Linked DNA regions of Homo sapiens: all the other regions are linked to region 1. Evidence: chromatin contacts called from ENCODE Hi-C or POLR2A ChIA-PET data. All regions are on one chromosome and are shown on one strand. Each heading gives the region's core, a stretch centred on a gene start or an enhancer-like site at or near the end of the contact. The rest is flanking DNA. Distances are from core to core; before and after follow the strand shown. Region 1 has its middle 30 kb from the start of CSF2. Region 2 holds the start of HINT1 (histidine triad nucleotide binding protein 1). Region 3 has its middle 33 kb from the start of CDC42SE2. Region 4 holds the start of AFF4 (ALF transcription elongation factor 4). Region 5 holds the start of CDC42SE2 (CDC42 small effector 2). Region 6 overlaps CDC42SE2 (CDC42 small effector 2). Region 7 overlaps RAPGEF6 (Rap guanine nucleotide exchange factor 6).

The links. A loop is a pair of places that touch in the nucleus more often than their neighbours do. ChIA-PET counts read pairs that join two places held with the same protein, here RNA polymerase II (POLR2A). Pooled maps may share reads with other maps.
Region 2: a map with no recorded cell type shows a loop between it and region 1 (6-fold over the local background). The contact joins the promoter of HINT1 here to the enhancer-like site in region 1. A Hi-C loop is called at or near these places in 2 of 37 single-sample maps with no recorded cell type and 9 of 50 pooled maps.
Region 3: a loop to region 1 is called in a map with no recorded cell type, with 3 times the contacts of the local background. The contact joins two enhancer-like sites. A Hi-C loop is called at or near these places in 3 of 37 single-sample maps with no recorded cell type and 4 of 50 pooled maps.
Region 4: a loop to region 1 is called in a pooled map, with 10 times the contacts of the local background. The contact joins the promoter of AFF4 here to the enhancer-like site in region 1. A Hi-C loop is called at or near these places in 1 of 37 single-sample maps with no recorded cell type and 7 of 50 pooled maps. POLR2A ChIA-PET finds 5 or more read pairs at or near these places in 2 of 52 experiments (T-cell and activated naive CD4-positive, alpha-beta T cell).
Region 5: a loop to region 1 is called in a map with no recorded cell type, with 3 times the contacts of the local background. The contact joins the promoter of CDC42SE2 here to the enhancer-like site in region 1. A Hi-C loop is called at or near these places in 1 of 168 maps with a recorded cell type or tissue (naive thymus-derived CD4-positive, alpha-beta T cell), 6 of 37 single-sample maps with no recorded cell type and 12 of 50 pooled maps. POLR2A ChIA-PET finds 5 or more read pairs at or near these places in 3 of 52 experiments (activated T-cell and activated naive CD4-positive, alpha-beta T cell).
Region 6: a map of natural killer cell shows a loop between it and region 1 (6-fold over the local background). The contact joins two enhancer-like sites. A Hi-C loop is called at or near these places in 1 of 168 maps with a recorded cell type or tissue (natural killer cell), 6 of 37 single-sample maps with no recorded cell type and 10 of 50 pooled maps. POLR2A ChIA-PET finds 5 or more read pairs at or near these places in 1 of 52 experiments (activated T-cell).
Region 7: a pooled map shows a loop between it and region 1 (2.3-fold over the local background). The contact joins two enhancer-like sites. A Hi-C loop is called at or near these places in 2 of 50 pooled maps. POLR2A ChIA-PET finds 5 or more read pairs at or near these places in 4 of 52 experiments (CD8-positive, alpha-beta memory T cell, OCI-LY7, activated T-cell and 1 more).

What each region holds. Positions count from the first base shown.
Region 1 is chr5:132,101,863-132,105,704 of GRCh38, reverse strand. No RefSeq gene overlaps it. Among named protein-coding and RNA genes, the nearest start is that of CSF2, 30 kb to the right of the region's middle. RefSeq lists enhancers at 1,857-2,236, 2,015-2,309. Within about 2 kb of position 1,949, at least 30 of the 41 ENCODE cell types and tissues checked have a DNase peak (open chromatin) inside an H3K27ac peak, as active enhancers do; they include natural killer cell, where a contact is called at or near this core.
Region 2 is chr5:131,163,417-131,167,258 of GRCh38, reverse strand. HINT1 (histidine triad nucleotide binding protein 1) reads left to right here and starts at 2,003. Exons shown (of 3, transcript NM_005340.7): 1 at 2,003-2,164. The coding sequence starts at 2,054. RefSeq lists enhancers at 1,634-1,683, 1,954-2,613, 2,614-3,274 and silencers at 1,834-1,883, 1,894-1,973, 2,184-2,823.
Region 3 is chr5:131,228,853-131,232,694 of GRCh38, reverse strand. It overlaps a transcript of CDC42SE2 not described here. Among named protein-coding and RNA genes, the nearest start is that of CDC42SE2, 33 kb to the left of the region's middle. Within about 2 kb of position 2,059, at least 2 of the 41 ENCODE cell types and tissues checked have a DNase peak (open chromatin) inside an H3K27ac peak, as active enhancers do.
Region 4 is chr5:132,961,809-132,965,650 of GRCh38, reverse strand. AFF4 (ALF transcription elongation factor 4) reads left to right here and starts at 2,017. Exons shown (of 21, transcript NM_014423.4): 1 at 2,017-2,392. AFF4-DT (AFF4 divergent transcript) reads right to left here and starts at 1,839. Exons shown (of 2, transcript NR_186175.1): 1 at 1,517-1,839; 2 at 961-1,410. RefSeq lists a silencer at 1,723-2,562.
Region 5 is chr5:131,262,326-131,266,167 of GRCh38, reverse strand. CDC42SE2 (CDC42 small effector 2) reads right to left here and starts at 2,115. Exons shown (of 5, transcript NM_001375635.1): 1 at 2,002-2,115. RefSeq lists enhancers at 836-1,653, 2,782-2,831 and silencers at 1,852-2,501, 2,532-2,581, 2,592-2,661.
Region 6 is chr5:131,279,964-131,283,805 of GRCh38, reverse strand. The region is part of intron 1 of CDC42SE2 (CDC42 small effector 2); the gene reads right to left. Among named protein-coding and RNA genes, the nearest start is that of CDC42SE2, 18 kb to the right of the region's middle. Within about 2 kb of position 2,110, at least 6 of the 41 ENCODE cell types and tissues checked have a DNase peak (open chromatin) inside an H3K27ac peak, as active enhancers do; they include natural killer cell, where a contact is called at or near this core.
Region 7 is chr5:131,512,459-131,516,300 of GRCh38, reverse strand. All of the region lies in intron 7 of RAPGEF6 (Rap guanine nucleotide exchange factor 6), which reads left to right. Among named protein-coding and RNA genes, the nearest start is that of RAPGEF6, 120 kb to the left of the region's middle. Within about 2 kb of position 1,885, at least 4 of the 41 ENCODE cell types and tissues checked have a DNase peak (open chromatin) inside an H3K27ac peak, as active enhancers do.

The DNA.
Region 1 (3,842 bases), core at 700-3,199:
ACAGCTCCTTCTCAGTTACACCTAAGCTGCCTGTGGGGAGCTCAGGACTCTGCATGCGCCTCCACATCTTCAGGCCGAAGATTCTCCATCACTTCCAAGAAAGCACGCTCAAATGTGAAAGCAGATAAATCATTAGCACCCTGTGCTGGGGCTTGTTACTGTTCAACAGGGGTTCTCTTTCTGGGAACCTAAGATACTTCATGTGTACCTTAGCAGCAGCTAATGGGGGTGGATGGAAGTGGTCACCAGGCATTCCAGTCACCCAGGGATGCCTAGGTCCCTTTACCAGGAAGCAGCGAGAGAGGCATAATGGACACAACTCTGTCTTTCTTATAGAAGACACCTGTTTCAGGCCAGGCCTTTATCTTGCTGAAGCTGACCCCACTGAAGGGTCATTGTGCTTTGGTTAGAAAACCACTGCAACCAAAGCCATCCAGTGACAAAGTAGTGGGATCCCTCATACTGGAGCAGGCAGACACCTACTGTCCCAGTAGTCTCATGTCAGAAACAACACTCAACATACATTGTCTTTTGTGCCCAGCTTGGGAGCTGGTCTGTGAGGACTGAGGGATCCCAGGTACCTTGAGTTCTTGTAACCATACAGTGGATGGACACAGACACAGCACCATCCTAGGGCTGGCAGATACTCCATGCTCATCGGTGCCAGCCTGCTCATCAACAGAATCACCCACCTCCATTCTGTCACCCACCAGGTATTTACTGAGACTCTTCTACATGACATGTGCCATTGAGGGTACTGGGAGAATAGCAGCAGACCTATAATACAAAAGCCCCTGCCCTTGAGGGGGGCTACCTGGTTTCCAGGTGCACCCCCAGTTTATCTCATGGTTTAGGTGGCACTATTTATGACTCACCAAGTTTGTGACAGATGATCAGTGTCTTCCTTCTGTGGCTGCAGTTTATCTGTGCACAGATGCTGGCATCCTTCAATCCAGGTCTCAGGTTTGGGTCAGGGCTTAGCTTGAGGCAGTAGGAAGAACAGAGCTCTCTGGATGGTTTAGGCAAGCTTGTCCAACCCATGACTCACAGGCTGTATACTACCCATGACAGCTTTGAATGTGACCCAACATAAATTGGTAAACTTTCCTAAAACATTATGAGATTTTTTGCTTTCTTTTTTTTTTTTTTTTTTTTTTTTTTGCTCATCAGCTATTGTTAGTGTTAGTGAATTTTATGTGTGGCCCAAGACAATTCTTCTTCCAAAGTGGCCCAGGGAAACCAAAAGATTGGACATCTCTGGTTTAGAGATTCAGTTGGTTTCTTCAACTTCAGTTCTTGGTGTACAGGGATGGCCTCTGACTTGCTCCACATCCTCAATCCGGCCACCACCTGGTTTTCTGCACACAGGAAACACTTGGCAATGTTGGCTGAAACAATGAGTGAGAGCCAAGTGCCAAGTGCTGGGCTAACCTCGCTCACAGCCAATTAGGCATAAAGTAACCAGGGCTGTAAGAGAAGTGGAAACAGAGATGCAGATGCTCCAAGGAGGCCAGACACTTGCCCTCCTCTCTTGGTGAGTCCTGTGCTCAGAAGGGGCACAACGGAGACGTGCTTGGGCTGTCCATACGGCAGTCTCTCTGCGGCAGTGGAGAAAGCTCTGGTCTGTGTGTATAGTGTGCATGCAGGGGAGTGTGCATATGTGTGTATATTTGCCTACATGCACATGCATGTTCACATTGGCTCTGGTCCCCACAACAACACCATTATAGGGCCCTGCTTAGCCATCCTTTCTGCAGTGGGTGGGGGGGGTGGGGAAAGGGGTTCCTGACTGCTGTGTCACTTTTGGATAGTCACTGTTTTTTGTGTGCAGCACTCCTACCTCACCTACCCCACCCCTAGAGGCAGGCAGGGTGATGACTGAAGCATCAGGCCTGTGGTTTCTGTAACAGGAAGTGATTTAGATGCTGAAAGCTAATTTTAGATGAAATGATATGGGGTTTTTAAAGAATCTTTCAGGGTTGGTTTCAGGCTCAAGGCTTAGCCCCCTGCTCCTCTTGCCTACAGGGGACAGGCAGTTTCCCATTGTCCTTGTCACTGTCTTGCTGGGTGAACTCATGCCTAGCTGGGCAGGGTTCTTAGGTAGAAAGCCAGTGCTGATTTTTCCTGGATTTCAGAATGTTTAAGTCATTGTTTTTGGCCTTGAACACCAGAGTCCTGTGACTCAGCACAGGCCTGGCTCTAGGCCAAGCAGACACAGGACCTCTTATCCCTGGAAGGGGACTGCCTGGAGGCTCCCAAGGATCTTGTTAGGACAGAGATGTCCACCCTCACCCAGGCTGAGGCCTGGGCCAGAGGTCAGATGAGGCTTCTGGGCCAAAAAAAGTATCATCTTGGGTGGCAGACACTTAGGTGGGGCCTCTTCTCCCAGTTAGCCCTGTCCTGAGCCTCTTAGCAGGGGCGGCTTTCTGACCCAGGTGCCACACTAAGGATCCCATCCTGATTGAGCCCTGTAGATTGGGACTCCTGATAGCAGCAGACACAAAAGAAACTGAGGAGTAGGCACAGAACTCTGAGAGTCCTGTCCTCCTGGTGTCGGGGTCCCACTGGTTGGGGACCTTGGAGCCTCGTGGTTTCTGTCTCTGCCAAGGCCTGAGCACAGGAAATAGAAGGTTGGGCCTCCCTGGTCACCTCTGCAAGGGTCTTCAAAGCCCATTTTAATCTGTTGTCCCATTCCCTAGGTCTTCCACAGCACCCCATACCAGAGAATGCTGCTCCCATTATCAGAGAAGCAGCCAAATATCAGCATGCTAAGAGAGATGTCCCAGGGTTACATAGCTTCACTCAGGCAGCATTGGAGCCAGCCAGGCCAGGAGCTTACCCTGTCCCATACTACCGATGGGATGCCCAGCATTCAGGGAAAAGAGCTCACTCTGCATATCTCATCTAGACAGCAGCCAGCCTCATGAACCCCTACCACAAACCTGGGACCTCTGGAAAGCCAAGTATAAGTCTCTGCCAGTTCTTAGTCCACCCTTGTTCTGCTTTGTGGTGAGGTATAGCTTGGGAGATGAGGCGAGGCCTATAGGTCTTGGTTGGTACACAAGAAGAAACACTTCTGCCTAGAGAGGCTGTCGACAGACATTTCCAGGGACACACAGCAGACAGCCTTCATGGCCTTCATGACCAGTCGGTCCCTTGTGGAAGACAAGTAGGACAGGACAGATGATTAGCCCAGAGCCAAAACTGAGCTCAAACCGCAGAAGAGGAGAGCATTCTCACAAAAGCTCCAGTGTTTGCAGCACAATGACGGAGGTAGATGGTGTGAGCTAAGCCCTGTTTTGAGAGTTCCATAGAAGGTGTCTTTGACCTATTTTCAAGGGCTGTGGTGGTAGGAGGAATTTTTGGCCACATCATAAAGAGTTTTGTGGCCACCTCTGATATACCTAGCTCAGGAAGTTGTAATTTTCCATGATTAGGTTATTAGTCACCAAAGTGATTGCTGCCCCCAGACCCTGGCCCCTGTGCTGCAGGAGGCTGACAGAGATGCCCCTCCAGCACTGCAGCCCTGCCTCCCCAGCTGCAGGCCAGAAGCCAAGGAGGCCCTGAGTACTGATGTTGGGCCCTCTGGGTGCTTCCCTTGTTTGTGGAACCCCACAGCCCCATTCCAACTTCTTGAGCACTTTGCCTACCCCAGGAGATTTAACTGGGGCAAGAAATCCTGTAAGATCTCAACAAACGGACGTGGGTAGAATAGCTCCCAGAAAATCTACTCAAGGGAAGACCCATGTACTCCAAGGTATCAATAATGGTGAGGGACTCAGTCTGTAACTTTCTAGGACAGTTTCATTTCATTTTAAAAATTTAAGATGAAAGAGTTTATT
Region 2 (3,842 bases), core at 754-3,253, 940 kb after region 1:
TGAAAGTACAGAGAGAAGGTTTAAGGATGATTTCAAGGCTTTTTGGCTGGAGTGACTGGGTGAATGGTGGTACAGCAGATACAGAATCCTGCAAAAGGAGGTTTTGGTTTGTTTGTTGTGGAGGGAGTCAAAATAAAATTGCAGTGCCTGGTAGCCATCTAAGTGGAGGTGGTCAATAGGCTGTAATGTATGTCACAGACCAGTCTGGAATTAAGGGAAGAGGTAGGTCAAGAGACAAATACTTGAGAGTCACTACTCTATAGATGGTAAAGCCTTCAGATGGAATGAAAGCTGACCATGTTATTTATTATCCAAACCAGCACACATTTTTTTATTTTGACAATTTCAGACACATAAAAGTTGCAAGAATAATACATAGAATTTGCATATGCCTTTCAGTCAGATTCTCCAAATGTTAACATTTTATTGTAATTGCTTTATCCTTTTCTATTTCTCTAATTACCTATAGACAGACACTTTTTCTCTGAACTATTTGAAAGTAAGTTGCGGACATGATACCCATAGCCTTAAATACTTCAGTGGGTTTTTCCTACAAAGACATTCCCTTGTATCAGTAGTTCTTAAAGTATGGTTCCCGGGCCAGCAGCAACTGTATCACCTGGAAAGTTAGAAACCTAACTTGTAGGGCCCCACCCCAGATCAACTGATTTTGACAATTTTTCTGTGGTTATGAAAGGAAATTAACATGACTTCAAAACTATTATCTAATTTATAGGCATTATTTAGATTTTACGAATTGTCCCAGTAATGTCTTTGATAGCAAAAGTACCAAATGGACACTTTTGAGATTAAAGGCAACCACATTCAATAATTTTGCCAAGACAAGGGTAGTAATGTAATCATAAAAGGCAGCTGAGCTCACATCTGTAATCCCAGCACTTTGGGAGGCTGAGGCGGGTGGAACACCTGAGGTCAGAAGTTTGAGAACAGCCTGGCCAGCATGGGGAAACCCTGTCTCTACTAAAAATACAAAAATTAGCCAGGTGTGGTGGTGCGCGCCTGTAGTCCTAGCTACTTGGGAGGCTGAGGCATGAGAATCACTCGAACTCGGGAGGCAGAGGTTGCAATGAGCCGAGATTGTGCCACTGCAGTCGAGCCTGGGCGACAGAGCAAGAATCTATCTAAAAAAAAAAAAGGCATTGAGGAGGTATACTTTTTCTTAATACGTACACTTAGAGGTCTGGTATGATAACTGTAATTGTCTATAGGATTTTATAAATGGATGTCCTTAGTGACCTTGACAAGAGGGAAATGGACTCAAAAATGAAAGATAAGAAAGCAGACATGGTATGTAGAAAACTTCTTTATAAAACGAGCAAAGATACGGAGGGGGATGTGGGATTAAGGAAGGTTTTTTTTTTTAAAGTGGGTCATTTTATTAATACATTATGTTGATTGCTGCTGGGAAAAATTCTTTGCAGAGCAGTCTAGGGAGGTTTACAAACTACTGATGCCTGGGGCTCATCTCCAAAGATTCTTATTTAATGGATCTGGGCTGCAGCCAGGTTCACGGGGATTTTTAAAAGCTCCCCAAGTGATCTTAATGTGTAGTCAAGATTGAGAACCACTGGTAGAGAGAGAAAAAAACTCTGTTGAAGAGAGGACTTAAAATCTGCTGCAGCAGCAAGACCTTAAATAATCTAAGTGCTAAGTTGCAGCCAGCACCACTTAAATTATCAAATCTTGTCAGTTACAGTATCCAACTTTCCCTACAAGCATCCATAGGCAGACGAAGGGTTTATACCAGTAACTGCATTCCCCAGGAGACAAGAAAGGAGGATAGAAAAACGACTTAGGAATCTCCTTGGAGCTCAAGACCAGGAACTTCCCCAAGCCGGAGGTCCCTGAGGCGCTCTAGCGCGCTGGCCGCACTCGCAGCCCAGGTCGCCAGTGCGCACGCGCAAGATTAGGTGGGGCGCCAGAGCCGGGGCACCTGCGCAGGCTTGGCTGCGCCCTCTCGCGCCGCACGCTCTGCGGGTTCCTCCCTTCTTCCGAGCCTCTCCTCTGGCCGCCGCGCGGGAGAGAGGCCGAGATGGCAGATGAGATTGCCAAGGCTCAGGTCGCTCGGCCTGGTGGCGACACGATCTTTGGGAAGATCATCCGCAAGGAAATACCAGCCAAAATCATTTTTGAGGATGACCGGGTAGGTACTGGGCACCACCTCTCTCGCCTGCTGAGGTGGGTATCGTCCGCGGATCCTCGGGTTTCTCGCGGAGGGAGAGGAGGGGTCGCGAGTGTAGCGGCGACGGGAGGGGACCTGGCTGCCCTGGTCCAGCGGGCCCCCAGCCAGCGGACAGGGCCCGGGCACTCCGAGGCGGCCTGCCGGCGCGTGCCGGCGCTCCGGTTACTCGTTATCTGCCCCGGGCGCGGGCCAGGCCGCCGGGCGCCCTGAGTGCCGCACCGCGGGGCCTGGGCGCGTGTCGGGGCGCACTGGGGCCCCCGCGTGGAAGCCCGCCGGTTCCCCGGCTGCCTCGGACCTTGCCTGTATCAGGAATCTCGAAATCTCGCCAGCGCTCTGCCTGACAGAGAGAAACCCGATCGCGCCCTGACTCAGGCCCAATCTCCGCGATCTCCCGCGCACAGCCGGCCTGCCAGGGCCCGGCGTTCCTGGGCGCTGCTCAGCAAGGCATTGTGCTCGAGGGCCCCAGGGGCGCTGGGAGGTGCGCGGGCCGTCTGGGCCTGCCGGCTTCCTCCGCGGGGTGCGGCTTGCCACCCTCACCCCTACCCCTATCCCTATCTCCACCCCAAGGCCTACCCTGGGCTAGCGAGGCGATCTCCTGAGATAAGAAGTGGGCCCGCGTCTGGGATTTGCTTTCCGTTGACCTCTCCCGCTGAACATTTTGGACTTACAAACAGCTGAATGATTCTTTTTGTATTCAACAGGAAGTAATTTTATGCCAAGAGACTAAGACTGTAGTTTTTGTTGACTTCTTGTAGGTGAAATCCCAGTTGATGTGACTTTGAGATATCTTGTGTAAATTATTTAGTGGCCAGTTGTATTTTTGGGATTGGATCTCAGATAAAGCTGGGCAGATTGGCTGATTTAGATAGAACAAATTTTGTAAACAGTTTTGTTAAATTTAGGAAATATAAAATCTAAGAAAAACATTTATTCTACTAATGTCGGTTAGATTCAAAACGTTATCAAAAATTTAATTAGGTTCCTCTAGGTAAATTAAAAAAAAAAATACTTTGTCTCTACTCAGGGGAAATTCTTTGGTTTTAGAAAAAATATTTCTTTTTAAAGTTCGCAGTTGCCTTTGAGAAATGGTTCTTGAAAAATTTACATTTGAACCACCGAAGTCCAACTGTAGAACGGCAGGAAGCATTCTAAATGAATCAGCATTTTGTAGGGAGTACCCAGTAGAATTACTCCTGAGACAAATAAGTGTGGATGGGTTTTATTAAAACAGCTTTCACTTCAGCAGTGAGCAAGAGATTCGAAAATATTCATGTCATATGTGTATTTACAGACACTGTTTTAAATAATTAGTCTAAATGCTAAAGAATATCATATATATACTCTTCAGCTTTACACAAAAGGATAGGTATATTTCTTAAATAGTTGAGTAAAGTGAGAATAGATATTAATCAAGTATCAGACAAATATGTAGTTACAAAACTGATTGCTATCATAAAGAAAAAAAAAAAACCAGGAAATTGCACAACTAGGACTCTGACCTGGGAGTAATGGGACGGGGAGGGCAATCAGAGGTTTTTTTCTGTTTTTTCTTTTTTCTCCCAGAAATCATGTATGTGCTGGGAATGGAATGGCGGAATGACTAGCAGTTTAAATTAGACGGAAGTTGGGGTTTGGAGGG
Region 3 (3,842 bases), core at 810-3,309, 870 kb after region 1:
TGGCATGATCTCGGCTCACTGCAACCTCCGCCTCCTGTGTTTAAGCAATTCTCCTGCCTCAGCCTCCCAAGTACCTGGGATTACAGGCGCCCGCCAACACACCTGGCTAATGTTTGGTATTTTTAGTAGAGATGGGGTTTCATCATGTTGGTCAGGCTGGTCTCAAATCCCTGATCTTAGGTAATCCACCCGCCTCAGCCTCCCAAAGTGCTGGGATTACAGGCGTGAGCCACTGTGCCCAGGATAACATTTTAAGGTAACCACTAAAAGAATAGGTATAGGCAGGGTGTGGTGGTTCAAACCTGTAATCCTAGCACTTTGGGGAGGCCGACATGGGCAGATCACTTGAGCTCAGGAGTTCAAGACCAGCCTGGGCAACATGGAGAAACCCCGTCTCCACAAAAAACACAAAAATTAGCAGGACACAGTGGTGAACGCCTGTAGTCCCAGCTACTAGGGAGGCTGAGGTGGGAGGATCACCTGAGTTCGGGAAGTCAAGGCTGCAGTAAGCCGAGATCAAGCCACTGCCCTCCAGCCTGGGCTACTGGAGTAAGACCCTGTCTCAAAAGAAAAAAAAAATAGGTAACAAATGTACAGTAATTCTAGGGTGGGCGTGGTGGCTCACACCTGCAATCCCAGCACTTTGGGAGGCCAAGGCGGGTGGATCACTTGAAGTCAGGAGTTTGAGACCAGCCTGGCCAACGTGGTGAAACCCTGTCTCTACTAAAAATACAAGTTAGCCAGGGGTCATGGTGCGCACCTGTAATCCCAGCTGCTTGGGAGGCTGAGGCAGGAGAATCGCTTGAACCTGGGAGGTGGAGGTTGCAGTGAGTGGAGATCGTGCCACCACACTCCAGCCTGGGCGACAGAGTGAGACTCCATTTCCAAAAAAAAGAAAAAAGAAAAAAGAAAAAAAAGTATAACAATTCTAAAATAGAGAAAGGGTGAAGAAAAGTTAATGATTTCAACAGAAGGCAAAAAGGAAGAAACAAAAAGCAAAGGTAAGACTGGTAGTAATAAATTAAAATACATCAGAAATCACAATTAATGTGAACTGATTAAACTCACAAGTAAAAGACAAGATAATTTCAGATAGGCCTCTTTAGATTAACCAGCCGGCCAAACACCAGAGATATGAGAAAGGTCGTGTTAGATTAGACCATTCAGTCCCAACCAAACTGGCCCAGACCGAAAGAAACCATTCAGCCAACTCACAGAATCATAACAAACAATACATGTTTTTTTTGTTGCTTTTGCATGATTTGTTATGCAACAAAAATGATCTGATAGAGTTGGGATATTAAAATTTATTTTAAAATACTTCTAATAGTTTTATGCCACTGAATTTGAAAATCTTAAAAAAAGATAATGTTCTAGAAAAATATTAATTCCAGAAACAGATTCAAAAAGAAAAATATGAATGAAAATACAATCATTAATCTAAAACAAGTCCTCATTTAAAGTACTAGGTTTAGTGTTTTATAGGAGATTTTTAAAAAGCCAAACTTCAAATAACAATTAATCTTCCAGAGAATTAAAAAGGAGGGAGAAGACACAAACTGGTATAACTGGTATAACTTTGATACAAAATTACACAAAGACAGCAAGGAGAAAGAAAAACTAAAGGTCAATACTGCTGATAAACATTTACGTAAAATCCCTAAACAAAATGTTAGGAAATAAAATCAAGCATGTAAATACACATATAGAAAACATATACATACATGTGTGTGTATGTATGTTTATAGATGTATCATGATCAAGTAGGCTTTATAGCAGAAATGCAAAACAGGTTTAACAATGAGAAAATCTGTAATATAATTCATTATTCTCGTTAAGAGATTTAAAAAGCAAAGCTATATTAACGTCTCAATAGGTGCAGAAAACGTAAACAAACGATAAACCCCTTGGAAGACTACGAATAGACAGAAACTCCCTAATGTGAAGGAGAATACTGTGAAATTTATTTGACTTTTAGTTTTCGGTTTCTTTCCTGCATTTGCATTTTCTCTTCTCTATCACTGGAGGGCTGGAAGGCTGACAACTACATTTCCCATGTTCCCTTGCTGTGGTTTGGTTCAATTCTGTCAGTAGGAGACAATGGTGGGGATTTAAAAGGTGGCAAAGGGAGAGAATCCATTTGTTTTCTTCTGCAGCAGCCTCTAGCAGCAGAAATAGCTGTGCTGCAGCTGCTCAGAAGCACAGACTTCCTGGGCTTGGAGTGACACCATTTTTCACTTTTTTGCCCCTTCGCCTTTTCAATAATTTTGTAATTAATTCCCCGAGCTAACTTTCCTGTTTGAAATACTTAAGTGGTTTACATTTTCAAAAATTGGTTAATAATTGAAATAGGTATCCAGTAAACTGCAACAAACATCATTATGAGTGGTGAAACAGTAGAAAAATTTCCTTTGAAGACAAGTACAGGACAAAGATGCCTGCCCTTAATGCTTTCCAGTGAACATTGTACTGGAAGCCTTAGATTCAGCAATAGGACAAGCCCAAAGGAAATTATGCGAAATTAAAAGGAGGCGACAGAATTGTCATTAGAACAAGTAGGATGCTCAGCAACCTTCTAGTGCTTCTGGGTACTAGATCATTAAATAAAATCAATACCATGCTTATAAATGATATTGGAAAGGTTTTATTTCTTAAATGAAAAGAAAGGATATTCAAAGAAAACATGGTAAAATGATAGTGTTAAATCTTGGCTCTGTGTACATAGATAGATACCTGTTACAGTTTTCTTTTTTCTTTTTTTGAGACAAGGTCTTGCTCTCTCACCCAGGCTGGAGTGCAGTGGCGTAATCTTGACTCACTGCAACCTCTATATGCCAGGCTCAAGTGATCTTCCCACCTCAGCTCCCTGAGTAGCTGGGACTACAGGCTCGTGCCACCATGCGTGGCTAATTTTTGTATTCTTAATAGAGATGGGGTTTCCCCATGTTGCCTAGGCTGGTCTCAAACTCCTGGGCTCAGGAGATCCACTCACCTTGGCCTCCCAAAGTGCTGGGATTATAGGCATGAACCACTATGCCCGGCCTTTCTCTCTTCTTTATTTAAAAACAAACAAACAACCTACTTTAGGTCAGAGCTCCAAGTTTTCTTAAATTGCTAAAAAAACAATTACTGAGTAAATTAGCCAGGTGCATTGGCACCTGCCCATAGTCTCAGCTACTTGGGAGGCTGAGGCGGGAGAATTGCTTGAGCCCAAGAGCTCAAGACCATTTCAGGCAACACAGTGAGACTCCCTTCTCAATTAAAATAATAATAATAATAATAACAAAAATAAAATTACATAGTAAATTAAATTACAGGCTACAGGAAGAAATTGTATAGGGTTAATTAATGTTCAGTTTATATTAAATAAAAGAAAAATAGGCTGGGTGCAGCGGCTCATGCCTGTAATCCTAGAACTTTGGGAGGCTGGGGTGGGAGGATCACTTAAGTCCATGAGTTTGAGATCAGTCTGGACAACATAGCAAGAACCCGATCTCTAAAAACACACATACACACACACACACACACCCCATAAGGTAATTATAAGTCTATGTAGTTTTTTAAATTTCTAGGAATGAGAGCCTGGTTCTCTCCATGAGAATGAGTTGATTTTGCTCCACACAGTAGCATTCTGGGACTTCAGAAACTTCAGGATATACTTCTGAAAGAACCTCAGGATTGTATTAGTCTGCTCCAGCTGCCCCAACAAAATACCACACACTGGATGGCTTAAACAGCAGAAATTAATTTTCTCAGAGTTCTAGAAGCTAGAAGTCCAAGATCAAGATTCTAGCCAATTTAGTTTCTGGTGAGAGCTGTCTTCCTGGCTTGCAGACAGCTGC
Region 4 (3,842 bases), core at 768-3,267, 860 kb before region 1:
AAAATTAAAAATCCTTTTGATCTAAAGATTCCAGGCTAAGGATTTATCATACAGGTATAATTTGCTCATTATATGGAGTTGTTTTTCGTTTTTAATTATTTTAACTTTTTTGAGACAGGGTCTTGCTCTGTCACTGAGACTGGAGTGCAGTGGTGCGATTAGGGCTCATTGCAGCCTTCATCTCCTGGGTACAAACGATTCTCCCACCTCAGCCTCTCTAGTAGTTAGGACCACAAGCCTGTGCCACCACAAACGGCTAATTTTTTATTTTTTGTAGAGATGGGGTCTCACTATGTTGCCCTGTCTTGTATGAGGTTATTCATTGCAGCTTAGCATGTAATAGTAATGGCTTGGCAACAAGCGGAATATCCACCTGTAGGGGATTGGTTAAATAAATTAGGATGTTTGCATAAGTGGAATATTATTCTGCCTCTAGGAAGAAAAAGGTAGTTCATTATATACTGATATGGCAGGATGTCCAAGACATTTTTTTCTTTTTTCTTTTTTTGAGACAGGGTCTCACTCTCATCCAGGCTGGATGGCAAGCTCCCGGCTCACTGCAGCACCGACCTCCTAGGCTCAAGTGATCCTCCCACCTCAGTCTCCAGAGTAGGTGGGACTATACGCATGCACCACCACGCCCGGCTAATTTTTGTATTTTTCATAGGGATGGGGTTTTGCCATGTTGCCGGGGTTGGTCTCAAACTCCTGGTCTCAAGCGATCAGCCCCCCTCGGCCTCCTAAAGTGTTGGGATCATAGGCCTGAGCCACTGTGCCCAGCCTATCCAAGATATTTGAAGTGAGAAAAAAAGGACTGAACAGCGTATATAGTGTGTTACCTTTTGTGTAAAAAGAAGTATCCCTATATTTTAATGTATTACTTACAAATATGTAGGGAAAGATACATTATTAAATGCTAAGTGATTGCCTTCCAGGACTGAAACAGCTAACAGACAGAGATGGGAGAATCAATTATTTTTTATTCTGTCATGTTTTGAGTTTTCTATTAAGACATTTCCTAATTTATATAGCTCTATAGAGAAAATGCATATAAAGAGTGAAGCTTAAAAGAAATAGTAGATGTTTAGAGGTGAAAGAAGTGTTCAGAATGATATGCTGAAGAAAAACATTAGTGGGCCGGGTGCGGTGGCTCACGCCTGTAATCCCAACACTTTGGGAGGCCCAGGCGGGTGGATTGGTTGAGGTCAGGAGTTCGAGACCAGCCTGGCCAACATGGTGAAACCGTGTCTCTATTAAAAATACAAAAATTAGCCGTAGGTGGTGGCTCCCCCCTTTAATCCCAGCTACTCCGGAGGCTGAGGTACTAGAATCGCTTGAACTCGGGAGGCGGAGGTTGCAGTGAGCCGAGATCCCGCCATTGTACTCCAGCCTGGGCGACAACAGCGAGATCTATCTCAATAAATAAATGAAAAGGAAAACATTAGTGGCAGAAGATGTTTAAATGACGAAGAAAGAGGGACGGTTTGGCTTCTTAGGGTAAGTTTACTGGAAATACCGAACAGCCTCCTGCGTCCTTTGCCTTTTTGCTGGACCTCTTGAGGACTCGAGGCTTCGACACCTGGAAGCAAGTCTAGGAAGCTCCGGGTTGGGCCGGATCCCCACCAGAGGCGAGGGGCGGAAGGCCTGGGTTTGTCACCTGAGCCCCAGAACCGGCATATCCGGTTCGGCCCGGCCCCGCCCTTCGGAACCTCACTAGCGGGCTACGCGCAGGAGGGCGTGAGCTCCCGGATGTGCAGGCCCTGTACTGCCGTGGCAGCCCTGCCGGACGCGGCCGCAGTGCCCAGAGGCTCAGGCCTATACCGCTCGGGCGGGTCCTTTGCCTGGCCCGGGTCATCAGACCCCACAGCCGGGAACGTCACCACCCCGGGCGTCGCCTCCCGGCCCAGCCGGCCCACAGACCCCCGCCCCCTACTCCCCCAGCGGGGAGGGGCGCAGAGGCATCACGTGACGCCCCGCACCCGCCCGGTCTTGGTCACATGGTGGCACGGCCGCTGCGTCAGTCACAGCCCTGGCTGCAGGAGTCCAGCTGCCGTCGCCGCCGCCAGCGGACGGGGCGGGGATCCTGGTGCCAGGTCTTCGTTAACCCGCCCCCGCCGCCTCAGTCAGCTGTCCCAGCCCGGGCCCGACCGTCATGGAGCGGTGCGGGGCCTACGCCTGTTCCGTGTGAGGCGCATCGCTGCCGCCGCCGCCGACGCCGCCTTCGTTTGTCGAGGCCTCCGGAACCCCCGCCGCCTCCCGGAGCCCCTCGCCCTTGGCAGCCTGTCACCGCCCCCTGGGCGGGCTCGAATGCGCGTCCGGTGAAGGTGCAGGCCCGGCGCCGCCACTGCCGCAGCCAGGAGATGGTTCGGGCCTAGCGGAGCCGGGACTGGAGGTAAGAAGGGCCGACAGACTGACCCAGGGCCGGGCCGGGCCGCGGGGGTTGTGGCCGGGGCCGGGTGGGGGTGGGGGCCCGCAAGTTCTGCGGGGAGCCTCGGGGAGACCCTCCGGGCTGGGGCTGCTCAATCAGGCGTCACCCCTCCTCTCATCTGCGCGTCCCACCCCACCACCTTCCCGCAAAGATAAGAAAATAAAAAAAGCTAACCCAATCCTAACAAAAATTCCCAGAAATCCATCCGTTTAGTGTTTCTCCTTTCCTCTTTCTTTCCTCAGACGTTCCATCGGCTGATTTGTTACTTTTTCATATCCTCCTCAATTTCAAATTATGTCTAATTAAAGAGAAAATAGGCCCAGATTCTGGCTAACATTACCCAGCTAGTTCTCGCTTTCCTTCTCGCGATCCTGCGCACCTCTCCCACACCCCCACCCCCGCAAAAAAAAAAAAAAAAGAAGGAAAAATTTCCGCCTTCGACTTGCGAAGGGGATTGACTAAAAATGGGAACGTGGGGGTATAATACTCGAATACCCTCCCCTACAACTTCTGAATCGGTCTGTTACCTAGTTATCCCAGTAGCTTGTGCGTGGATATTGATGTTTAGGCCTTTCCTCCAGCTGCCTGTGCTTGGGGTTAATCTCGTAATTGACGTCAGTGCTTTGTTCCTTCTACTTTGCTGTTCCTTCCACTCTTTGAGGATGGATCATGGAGTACAGGAGTTTTGGGAGTAACCTTATTGCCTTTTCGTTTACAAACAGTATTATTTTCAGGAAGTGGAAGTACGAATCTGAAATGTTTGTATATGGAGTTCAAGGCGAAGAGTTCGATTTAGGGTTCTCGTAGTTTTGTCAGTTGTAATTCAGAATTATGCGGTTTCTTCCCTGCTGGCCACATGGAAATTTTATACTAAGGCCAGTCACTTTTCCATTGACCAGTGTTTTTCTTGATGGAATCTAAGCTATAGGTGTCTGTGAATAGACTGTAAATGTAACATAAAATGTGTGCTGTTTTTCGGGCTCAGATATGAAAAGCGCAAAGCTTCGTTTCTGTATTGATTCTGCACTTCATAAAGTGCTTTTTAAAACTTAACTGGTCTTTAACTTATCAAAATTGAAATATTTATGAGAACTTTCTTAATTTGGGATTTGATAAAGAGCCTTTGTGGTCTGTGAGTCTGCCTAGAATCATCTTTGGTCATACGTGCATAAAGAAGTGTTGGCAAGTGGCCACTTGGTTTTCAACAAAGCTGGCTTCTTTAAATTTCTCAGATTCGTTTTCCTTATTATCACTGCATCTTTCAGCTCCTAAATATAAGAAAAATTCCCAGTAAGTTATTTTAAGTTATCTTTCAGAGTTAACTTACTAAAAACCTGGAAGCAGTCAAATTTTTCTTTTTTTATTACCAGCAGTTTCATTCAATTTGCGGTGGTTTGCAGGCTGGTACTTTGAT
Region 5 (3,842 bases), core at 866-3,365, 840 kb after region 1:
AACTACAAATCTCATCCTTTTAAATTAGTAGTTTTATCACAGTTGCAATACTAAAAGATAAGTCCACATATGGAACCACAAATTATTACTAATAATCCTTCCCTTTTTAGCACTATCAAGTTTATATGCATTTATTTGTAAGTGGTGAACACAAGGACAAAATAAAATTCCTGAAATGAAGCTTTATTTTAAAACATTTCTTATAGAAAAGGAATCTACTGTTTATCTCTGGGGATTTTTAAAAACAGAAAATGTTATTACAAAGATTATTTACAGAAAACAGGACCAGAAGTACATTACCCTTCAATACACTGTACCAAAGTCTCCTAATAGGGACCAGGGAGATAATAAAAACACTAGCTTATTAAATGTCTTCCTCCCTTCATTTTAAAATGTAGACAGATTCTATTAAACTGACAATATAAAAGCTTAACCCAATAATTTTAGCTGTACAAAGTTACTTATTAACCTTTAAAGGCTGTTATGAATTTACACTTCCTGCAGTTCACCTGCCATCTTTCCCAACTGAAATAGCCACTAGGGGTTTAAGACAGTCACCACTTGCGACATCAATAATAAGGAAATAACTTTGCATTCAAGTTTAAGAAAAGGATAATTGCGGATTTTGCCTGTGCCCATAAACAGGTGCTTAATGAATATCTGTTGAGTAAATGGTGACATTTTATTATATTAGTGCAACATTAGCTTTTCCCCCCCTAAATTTAGAGTTCTCCCTTGCTCAAAAAGCAGCAAGACCATACCACAGTCCCTTCTCAAAAACACATAAACTCCTTTATTCATAATGAAACAGAAAGCTGGGTTTCAAAATACAATCCCACTCCCTCTTTATCTTCTCCATTATTTTTAAAGATTAGAAATAAGGCCTGTTTTTAAGAAACAGAAAATGTATACCAACTTCTCTCAAACCAAAAGAGAAAATCCAAATTTGATATATATTTTCTATGTTCATAATATTGAGAGTAAGAACGGACTGTTCATCAACAGTATGTTATGTGGGACAAAAACTAAAAAACGTATATCAAAAATACATACTGTTTGCCGACATTCTTTCCTTAATCATAATCAAGGAGTATGTGCCTAAATTTTACTAGATGTGAGATAAGCTTTGTCTGATATTTCAAGATTCATTCATTCAACAAATACTTTACTGAGCACGTACTATAAGCCAGGCCCTTCAACGAAACATTTAGATTTTGTAAACTGCACATCACCCCCCAAAATTCCCCTAAAAAAGCTTATCATTTAAAATAATTGCAAGCTAAAGAGGAATCCCCAATGTTGTTTCTTACACATAGTGAAGTCAGCGGATCGGGGCGCTTTTTCAGCTGTTAATGCGGCATCAAGGAGCCGCTACCTACCACACCCGTTGCCTAAAATCGCAACTTAAAGCTGCAAGCACTGGGTAAAACAACCTGTAAGAGTAGCTCAGCTCCCGCGACGAGGTAGCCAAGGGCTTTCAAGCCCGGGGCCCGGGGCGAACCGCGGCAGGACCCGCGGACTGAACGCGTCGGGCGCCTCAGGCGAAGAGTCGGAGCTCCGGAGCCAGGTGTCTTTGCTCCCCGAAACCCTCACCTAGAGACCCCGGGCCCTCCCCGCCCGCCCCTCGCACCACCCTCCCGACTTCCAGACGTGAAAAGTTGGGGGGAGGGGGGGGGTCTGCCTTTCCATTTTACATCAGGCGGTCAGTTGGCTGCCTCAGCTGTCCGCCTGCCGTGAATTCTGAACTGAGCGTGTAACCATTCCTCAGAGGAAACAGAAGAAAAACCAAAGGCAGGGTCCTAGGGCATGAGGACCTCGCCCAAACCTGAAATGGAAGACGCAGGCTCAGCCCACAGCCCGCAGCGCGCGGCTGGCAAGGCCGGGCCGCGCTCACCCCAGAGCCCTCAGGGACGAGGGTTCGGGGCTTCGGGACCCCGCCCAAGGGACCGAGAGGGCGAGGCGTGGCGGCCGACGCGCGACTGGGGCTGGCATTGCACTCACCGTCGCCTTTGTCTCAGCCGCCCGCTCCGGCCGCAGCCCCTCTCAGCGCCGGCTCCGCGGCTCCTGCCGCCCCAACGCCTGCAGCTGCGCTCCCCAGCGCGCTCGCAGCTTCCTGGCTCCCCCTCCCCGCCCAGGCTCGCGCGCGGGTTGGGCGGAGCGAGAGGCGGCGCGCGCCCCTAGAGCGGCCGGAGGGGCGGGCGCCGTTGCGCAGCTGCAGCGACCGCAGTGCTGGCCCCGCCCCCCGCCAGGCCCCGCCCCCGCCGTACCTCCGGCATGGGCGAATCGGCCGGCAGGCGATGGGACCCCCGGGATTCGAGCCGCGCGGGTTAGGAATTGGCCTCTGTAGCTAACGGACGCCTGAGATCCGGGACTGCAGCACTCGCGGGAAAGGACGCTCCGAAAGATGGCGACCAAACCTGGGCGGGAGCGTGGGGGAGCCCCTTCCCACCCCGGCCCGGGCCGCGGACATCCGTGCGGAGGAGCGACGTCTGCGCACGTTGTGGGGCGGTGGACGCGCACAGGCGAGGGTGGGTGGGTGGGTGCTGAGCGGTTGTGGGATGAGGGGTCTCTCAGTAGCGGTTGAGAGCCCATCCTCTGACCACTGCTTTTTCATGTAAAAGTCAGAATCGTTCAATCAGTCATTAACTGGTTTAAGGCTGGCTAAACCACCTGGTTTGAAATGCGTGAAAATTACACATGTACTAGACTTCTGTGATTCCTTTGGGTGTGTATTTTACATATCTCAGAAATCAGAAACATGAGTGCCCTATCTAGCAGCCAGCAGTCCACCAAAATGCCTACAAAACTTTATCGTAAGTTCAAAAGGATAGCGTAATGCCACTGAAGTAAGCTCTCGAACCTGTAAGTAATGTATGGTCTTCCCCATTCTAGGTTGATGGCGAGGATTTCTAGTTACTCAGGCCAAAAACTTTATATCATCCATAACTCCTCTCATACTCTCATTTTCACTTTCAATCTGTCAAGAAAGCTTGTTGGTTGTACCTTCAAAATAGAACAGAGTGGGCAACATAGCGAGACCCTGTCTCTACAAAAAAAAAAAAAAAAAATTACCCTGGTGTGTTGGCGTGTACCTATAGTTCCAGGTACTCTGGAGGCTGAGGCCAGGAGTTACGTTACAGTGAGCCATCATCAGGCCACTGCACTCCAGCTTGGGCTGGACAGAGTGACACGTGTTCCAAAAAAAAAAAAAATTCTCCATCTTTCCTACCTTACTATTTTTCCTTTCATCCCATGACACTTCCCACCTTGTAACAATCTTTATAATTCAGAGTCAGCCCTCCGCATCCATGGCTTCTGCGTTTCTGGATTCAACCAACCACAGATGGAAAATATTTGGGAAAAAAAACACAACAATTTAAAAATACAAATAAAAACCAATACAATATAACAGCTATTTACATAGCACTTACATTGTATTATAAGTAATCTATAGATAATTTATACAGGAGGATATATGTGGGTTATGTGCAAATACTATATCATTTTATATTAGAGACCTGAGAGGATTTTGGTACTGGTCGTGGTCCTAGAGCCAATCCCCCTCGGATACTGAGGTATGCCTGTATTTATCTGATATGTTTAGCTTTTAGTGTCTGCCTTCCCTAGTAGAAGCTGGGATTTTTGTCTGTTTTGTTCAACTGATGTATCCCAAGTCCCTAGAATAAATGAAAAATTTAAAAATTCCCTGAGATTAAAAAAAACTAAAGCAACAAAAAATGACCAATTTTTTTTATTTTAAATTTTCTCTTGGTTTCTGTTTCAGTTAACCATAAGATCTTTATCTACATCATACCATAAGCATTTTGATTTTCCAGTTACTG
Region 6 (3,842 bases), core at 861-3,360, 820 kb after region 1:
AAAGAGAATGATGGGCCTGGCGCAGTGGCTCACACCTGTAATCCCAGCACTTTGGCAGGCCGAGATGGGCGGATCACCTGAGGTCGGGAGTTCAAGACCAGCCTGAACAACATGGAGAAACCTCGTCTCCATTAAAAATACAAAATTAGCCAGGCATGGTGGCACAGGCCTGCAATCCCAGTTACTTGGGAGGCTGAGGCAGGAGAATCACTTGAACCCAGGAGGCAGAGGTTGCAGTGGGCCGAGATCACACCACTGCACTCCAGCCTGGATAACAAGAGCGAAACTCCATCTCAAAAAAAAAAAAGAGAATGATGTACTGATACATGCTATATGAATAAATCTTGAAACATTATGCTAAATGAAAAAAGCCAGACACAAAAGGTCACATATCGCATGATTCCACTTACATTAAATGTCCAAAGAGGCAAATCTAGAAAGAGAAAATATGTAAACGGCTATCAGAGGATGTGGGGAGGGAAGAACAGAAATGACTACTCATTTTGTTTTGGGGTGATGAAAATATAAAATTAGTAGCAACGGTTGTACAACACTGACTTATGTAAAAAAGGTGATTTTGGCCAGGCGCAGTGGCTCATGCCTGTAATCCCAGCACTTTGGGAGGCCAAGGCGGGCAGATCACCTGAGGTCAGGAGTTCGAGACCAGCCTGAACAACATGGAGAAACCCCATCTCTACTAAAAATACAAAATTAGCCAGGCATGGTGGCACATGCCTGTAATCCCATCTACTCGGGAGGCTGAGGCAGGAGAATCGCTTGAACCCGGGAGGTGGAGGCTGCGGTGAGCCGAGACTGCACCACTGCACTCCAGCCTGGGCAACAAGAGTGAACCTCCATCTTAAAAAAAAAAAAAAAGGGCCAGGTGCAGTGGCTCACACTTGTAATCCCAGGACTTTGGGAGGCCAAGGCAGGCGCATCACGAGGTCAGGAGATCAAGACCATCCTGGCTAATATGGTGAAACCCCGTCTCTACTAAAAATACAAAAACATTAGCCAGGCATGGTGGCGGGCACCTGTAGTCCCAGCTACTCGGGAGGCTGAGGCAGGAGAATGGCATGAACCCGGGAGGCGGAGCTTGCAGTGAGCCGAGATCGCGCCACTGCACTCCAGCCTAGGTGACAGAGCAAGATTCCATCTCAATAATAATAATTTTAAAAAGGTGATTTTTTATGTGAATTATCTCAATTAGGGTGTCATTAAGGAAGGAAAATAACCTCCTCTCCCCCCAAAGAAGAAAAAAAAAGGTTACTTCCTTAGAATAATCTCTCAGAAGTGGAAATACACACAAATATGCCAAAGCGCTTTTGAAACAGGTTCCAGATTTATACTACCTCCAACAACATATTTAGTACCTGTGTCATCACTGTACTCAGGTCTGAACAAGCACCATTCCTTAAACCTTAAATCTGATAAGAGAAACTTGCTATTGTTTATTACTTTAAAAATGAACACTTTCTCCCCATATCTTAATCATAAACTTTTCAAATGGTCAGTTCTTAGCCTTTAAAAGTGACTTCTCTATGTATATAACACAAATGTTTCGATTTCTCAGGAAATGTAGAAATGGACTTTCTTACAATTTTGGTCAGCAATAATTAACTCATCCTAACTCAGTTCTATTTCAGCTTTTAACCTTAAAACTTTCCTTTAAGTCACATATTTTTAAAACAGTCCGAAAAACTACTCTCCTCCTTAGACAGGGAAATTAAAATTTCCCTGAAAGATCACTACCTGGGTTATACATGTTTCTAGTTTCCTGATGGCACTTAACTTTCAAGTGAAATGTCCAAGTGGCTCCCAAGACATTTTAAAACGATATGGTATTGTTGAAAGGAAATTAAACATTTATTAACATCTTATTCTACAAGCCAAATGCTTTATGTGCATTACTTCATTTAATCCTAACAAATGTATTACTCTCACTTAACTGAAAAGGAAAATGAAAATCACCAACGGTAAGAACTTGCCACGCAGCAAATATGCAGCAAAGTTAGAGATCAAATCGAGGTGTGTCTAAATTTCAAAGTCCATATTCTTTCTGCCACTTTACAATGCTTTCCAAGCTAAATGACTATGGAAAATCAGGCAAGACTTTGAATACTTGTTCTGCCACTTACTGTGTGACTAATTTCTAAACTTCTTCAGAGTAGAGTTTACAAAAACAAGGTCACTGTTCACAAAATAAATCTTAAAAGAGGAGGCTAAAAATTCACTGTGAGATGAAACTTTCTTTAAATACTATTTTTTCAACAGCAAAATGTATGGAATAATTCTAAACACTTTTCTAGAATTTGTTTCAAGATTCACTTTACCTTCCAACAGAGGCACTTGCATATCCACTCACAAACATGTAATGTAGATAAAAAACACTTCTTTAGGGGCTGTCAAGTCTCTTCTGTAGACCACAAATGCATCATTTCTCAGTAGAAAAGGCCACATCAACTACATTGCTCTTTACTCTTCTTTACCACATGAGAAATGTTTTCAGCAACATATACACCATTCAGGAAGTAGCACAAGGGGGTAAGAGAAAAAGCTACTGAAGAGAAAAAGACTGGAGGAGCTTGTGAGCAAGCAGTGATACAACACAGAAAGGACGAGGTTAAGAACAATAAAAATGAAGGCAAGACATCAGCGGTCTACTCTACCCCAGGTAATGGATATCACTGTGATCAAGGAAAAATCCTTAAAGGATCTTTGATTTGCTTTTACAATTGCTATTTAACGACCCAAACAACCACTTGACAAATTTGGAACTGGTGATTTCCAAAGAATGCAATATACCAATATATATGAGCAATTCTTCCACAAGGATTTTTCACATTCATAAAACAAAAATCAAAGGAAACATTAACATAAGAATTCTTACATGCTAAAATTTTTCCAAGAACTATTTCACTCCTCATTCTCACACATAAAAAGGGTAGCAATATCTAATAAAATTGTCATACTACAGATAGATGAAGGCCTTCAATAAAACACAGTTTTCTTCCAAAATTATTTTACTATTAAAGGATCAGTCGGACTTGGACAGACTAAAAAATATAAACTTATCTACAGGCTCATATTTTACCCTAGGGCTATTATTAAAATAATTCTGCTGTACATAGAATCCTGAATGGTTTTCATCAGCTAGTATAAAACAATCAGGCTATTGTGCAATGGTAAGAGGGCTCTTAAGAAAAAAATTACTGCTGAAAGTAATTCTTTTCTCCAGTTGACTTACCACATTCTACTCTCTATAAACACCATTGTTTTTAATCACAACTTTACCTACAGCTTTATCCTCGTCAAACAGAATTTTCACTTTCCAATATGACCCTTTCAAACTGAAGTAATAAAAAGTAATACTTTTATGATAATATTCGTTAAAGTGAAATGTCAGAGTCTATGTAAGATTTTGTGAAAAAACATATATTCATATTGAGGTATCTGGAAGGATGTTCATCAAAACATGACCACTGACTAGTTATTATATTTTAGGGTGGTAGGATTAAAACTTTTTCCTTAGCTTGTATATACTTTCTGATGTTCTACATTAAATACAGTTTGTGTGTGTGCATAAAAGAGAATAATTTCAGTTAAAGGGTAAGAAATGTAGACCCCATATTTTAATTCAGTAGCACCAGTTCAAATCCAGTTATTCAGAATTAACAAAGCAACTGTTGCTCAAAAAATGCCAATAAACTCCCGAGCCAACTAAGTTCAATTTTTCTTTGAGACAGGGTCTTGCTCTGTCATCCAGGCTGGAGTGCAGTGGTGTGAGCTCAGCTCACTGAAGCCTTGACATCCTAGGCTCAAGCAACCTCCCACCTCAGCCC
Region 7 (3,842 bases), core at 636-3,135, 590 kb after region 1:
ACCAGCCTGGCTAACATAGCAAAACCCCATCTCTACTAAAAATACAAAAAAAAGTAGCCACGTGCGGTGGCGCATGCACCAGCTACTCAGGAGGCTGAGGCAAGAGAATCGCTTGAACCCAGGAGGCAGAGGTGCAGTGAGCCAAGATCGCACCACTGCACTCCAGCCTGGGTGACAGAGAAAGACTCCGTCACAGAAAAAAAAAAAAAAAAAAAAAAAAAAAAAAAAAAAAAAAAAAAAAAAAAAAAAAAAAAGGATATCATCTGAGTCCTAGTCAAAATCTGTTATCATCTTTTGACTATCATTTTTAAACTCCCACTTGAAATAAATTGCTCTGATTTTTAATTACTCTTGTATTTAAAAAGCTTTAATTCTTCACTGTTATCTAAATTACACTCTTAATTTTAAATTCCAAGCCTTTTACCTCTAACTACAATGTAGTTTTATATTTTACTGTTCCCCCACTTACACATTCTAGATTCTGCCCCATCACATATGTACGTTATTCCCTGAACATGTCTGCCTTTTCCTAGTCTTGTGTTTTAATCATGCTCTTCTACCCGTAGCTTCATGAAGATGACATTTTCATGTTATCTCCCATGTCTTTCCAACAAGAAGAAATGTCTCCTTCCTTGGAATCCCTCAGCAGTTTTTCTCTCGGACATGTCACTTTTTCTCTCTGCTTTTTTTGGTAGTTACTTGTAAACTTGACATTTTTCATCACCAGAGTAAATTTATGGAGTGCAGAGTTGATGTCTTAAATTTGTATCCCATGGTGAGTCAGGCACAGTGTTGGCATTTAGGAAGTACTCTAGAAATTCTTTTTTTGCACTGAATTATATTTGAAAGTAGAAACCAATATTGGCTTCAAGGAAAATGCAGATCTCTGCTAACTAAAACTTTATTATCCAGGGCAAAAGAGACTTGATTTTGCCTGCCTGCCGTGTTGTAGAGGTTATGAAATGGGTCAACCTGGACTGAAAGATTAACTTCATAGAGTTCTAACCCTGACCAGGAAGACCTAAGAACTAAATGGTCCATGAAAAGGTTAAATGAAATACTAAAGATGGGAATACAGAAAAGAGAGGCACTGAAAGTCTAAGGCTTAACACTTGCCCTAAATTTGAAAATGTGGTTTTTGTAAGTTTGTATAACTCTTAGTTCCAACCTATAGTTCTCTTCATTGTAGCTTCATGTTTATCTAGATGGAAACAGGAAAAGGATATCCTCTGGTGGTTTATTTGGGGAAGGCCGAGTCATCAGAAAATCACCTCAGACTGTCTGCCTCACCAAATTATATTTATGTATACAGAGACACATTCATATGTCAGGAAAAGAAAAAAGTTTCATGCTGTCTTAATCCTATCACCAATATATATATTTTTCCTGGACTTAACTCATTTATCATAATTAAGGGTCTGATATGTCCCAGGTGCTAGGATAAATTAATTGAAAGGCTGGGGATGAGTCTTCTGTGTACCCTACCTTCACGAATACGGAGTGTCTTTTGACCCACATATTTCCACTCGTGGTATTATGATATGAGTCTCTAAGGCTTTATTAATTTTTTTTTGGCTTTTTTCTCATCTCTACTTCAGATTGGGTAGCTTTTGTTGCCCTTTCTTCAAATTTATTCTTCTTACAGTTTATATCTCCTTACTGAGATTATCCATTTTTCCTCTAATTGTTTTTCTTCTAAATTCTTGAACTTATTTGTAGTAAATGTTGAAAGTTCTTGTCTCTTACTTTCATTATCTCTATCATTATCGAGTCTCTTTATAGTGGTTTGTTTCCTGTTTATAGGTCACATTTCCCTGCTTCACTTATGTAGTAAGTTTTTATTGTATGCTGAACATTGTGGATATTACGTTGAAAAAAATTCTTACCTAATTATTATAGAATTAAACTTTCTGCCCAGGAACTGCATCTTCAGAAGTATCATGCAGTGACTTCTTGTCCTGTGGTCATAATCATATCTACCTTTCTCTTAAGGACCTGACTTTCCTTTGTTTAATCAAGGAGTTGGTCTTTACATTTTTAAAAATTCATTTTAAGTTTAAAAAAATCCCTTTAAATTTCTTAGCATGTTTTTGAACAGTCTTATTTTTTATTCTTAATTCCTGTTTTATCACCTTATGCTCATGTATACTCTTAATATTTTAATAGTTTAATGTATTTTCTTAACTAATTTTATTCTTTTTATACTACTATGTAAAAAGTAGAGGTATAAGAAAGGTAGTTGTGGTTTTTGGGGGGTTTTGGTTTTGGTTTTTGAGACACGTTCTCACACTGTCACCCAGGCTGGAGTGCAGCAGCAAGATCTCGGCTCACTGCAGCCTCTGCCTCCAAGGCTTAAGCAATCCTCCCACCTCAGCCTCCTGAGTAGCTGGGAGTGCAGGCATGTGCCACCACACCCGGCTAATGCCACCACACCCGGCTAATTTTTGTATTTTTTTGTAGAGACAGGGTTTCTCCGTGTTGCCCAGGCTGGCCTCAAACTCCTAGGCTCAAGCGATCTGCATGCCTCAGCCTCCCAAAGTGCTGAGATTACAGGCAGGAGCCATTGTGCCTGGCTTAGAAAGACAAATTGTAAGGGTAGATTATATTCTTTCCTTTGCAGTTGGTATTAAAAGGTTCCTAAAAAAGTTCTTTTAGTAGCCTTCTCTCAGTCCCAACCCATGACTTCCATTCTTCCTAAAGAGCTATCTCCTTAATTGTCTTTGCTTCTCATGCAGATGATAATTAGCCTTCTCTACTGTCCATATAACTAAATTCCATCTTGCCTTTTTATGTTGTGAGCCATCTATCTTTTTATCCAACATAATCTAAAATATGGGAATGAGACCAGATTGAAATAATCTGGGTCAGGGGATGAAAACCTTAGATTAAGATGAAGACAGAGTGATTTAAAAACCTGAATTTTTAATGCAGATTACACTTAAAAATTGATAAAATAGAAAAGGGATATACTAGGAGTGAGCTCTCCTGCATATTGAGAAATTAAATTGTGTAGAAAATACTGCTTTAGGTTTTTTCCCAGTCGTTTCTTAGATTAAATCAGTGTATATAAATAAGGTTTTTGGAAAGTCTTTTTAGCATGTACACATATTTAAATTTAAAACTACTTGTCTTTAAAAAAGGATTATAACCTGCAAACAAGTTTGTGGTTCTATGTATTATTCAGAAATATACTCCGTTTAAACCCTGTAATTTCATAGCCAGTAAACAACTCAGAGCGTACTAGTCAGTCATGAGATACAGTTGCCCCTATATGATCCTGTCTTAGTCCATTCAGGCTGCTGTAACAAAATACTGTAGACTGGGGGGTAGCTTATAAACACCAGAAATTTATTTCTCACTATTCTTGAGGCTGGAAAGTTTAAAGATCAAGGCACCAGCAAGCAGATTTGGTGTCTGGTAAAAGACCTCTTTCTGATTGTTAGAGGTACCTTCTAACTGTAGCTTCACAGAGTAGAAGGGGAGAATGAGCTCCCTCAGGCTTCTTATATACTAATCCCATTCGTGAGAGTTCTCATGACCTAATCACTTCCCAAAGGCCCCACTTCATAATTCCATCACTCAAAATAAGAATTTTGAGGAGGTACAAACATTCAGACAATCGCAGACCCTTAAGAACTAGCTTGTCTAATTTAAAGATCACAATTTGAGTATTTAGTCTAGATTGTTAAATGACTATTACTTAAAGCTGTGCAGAAATCCAAAGGAAGTATAAGACATGGTCTTAGGAAACAGATCCAGACTCTTCTAGTTGTAGGTGTCAGAGCCTTAACTTGAATTAACAAAAGCCAAAAGGCCAGTGCCTGTGGTCCTAGCTACTAGGG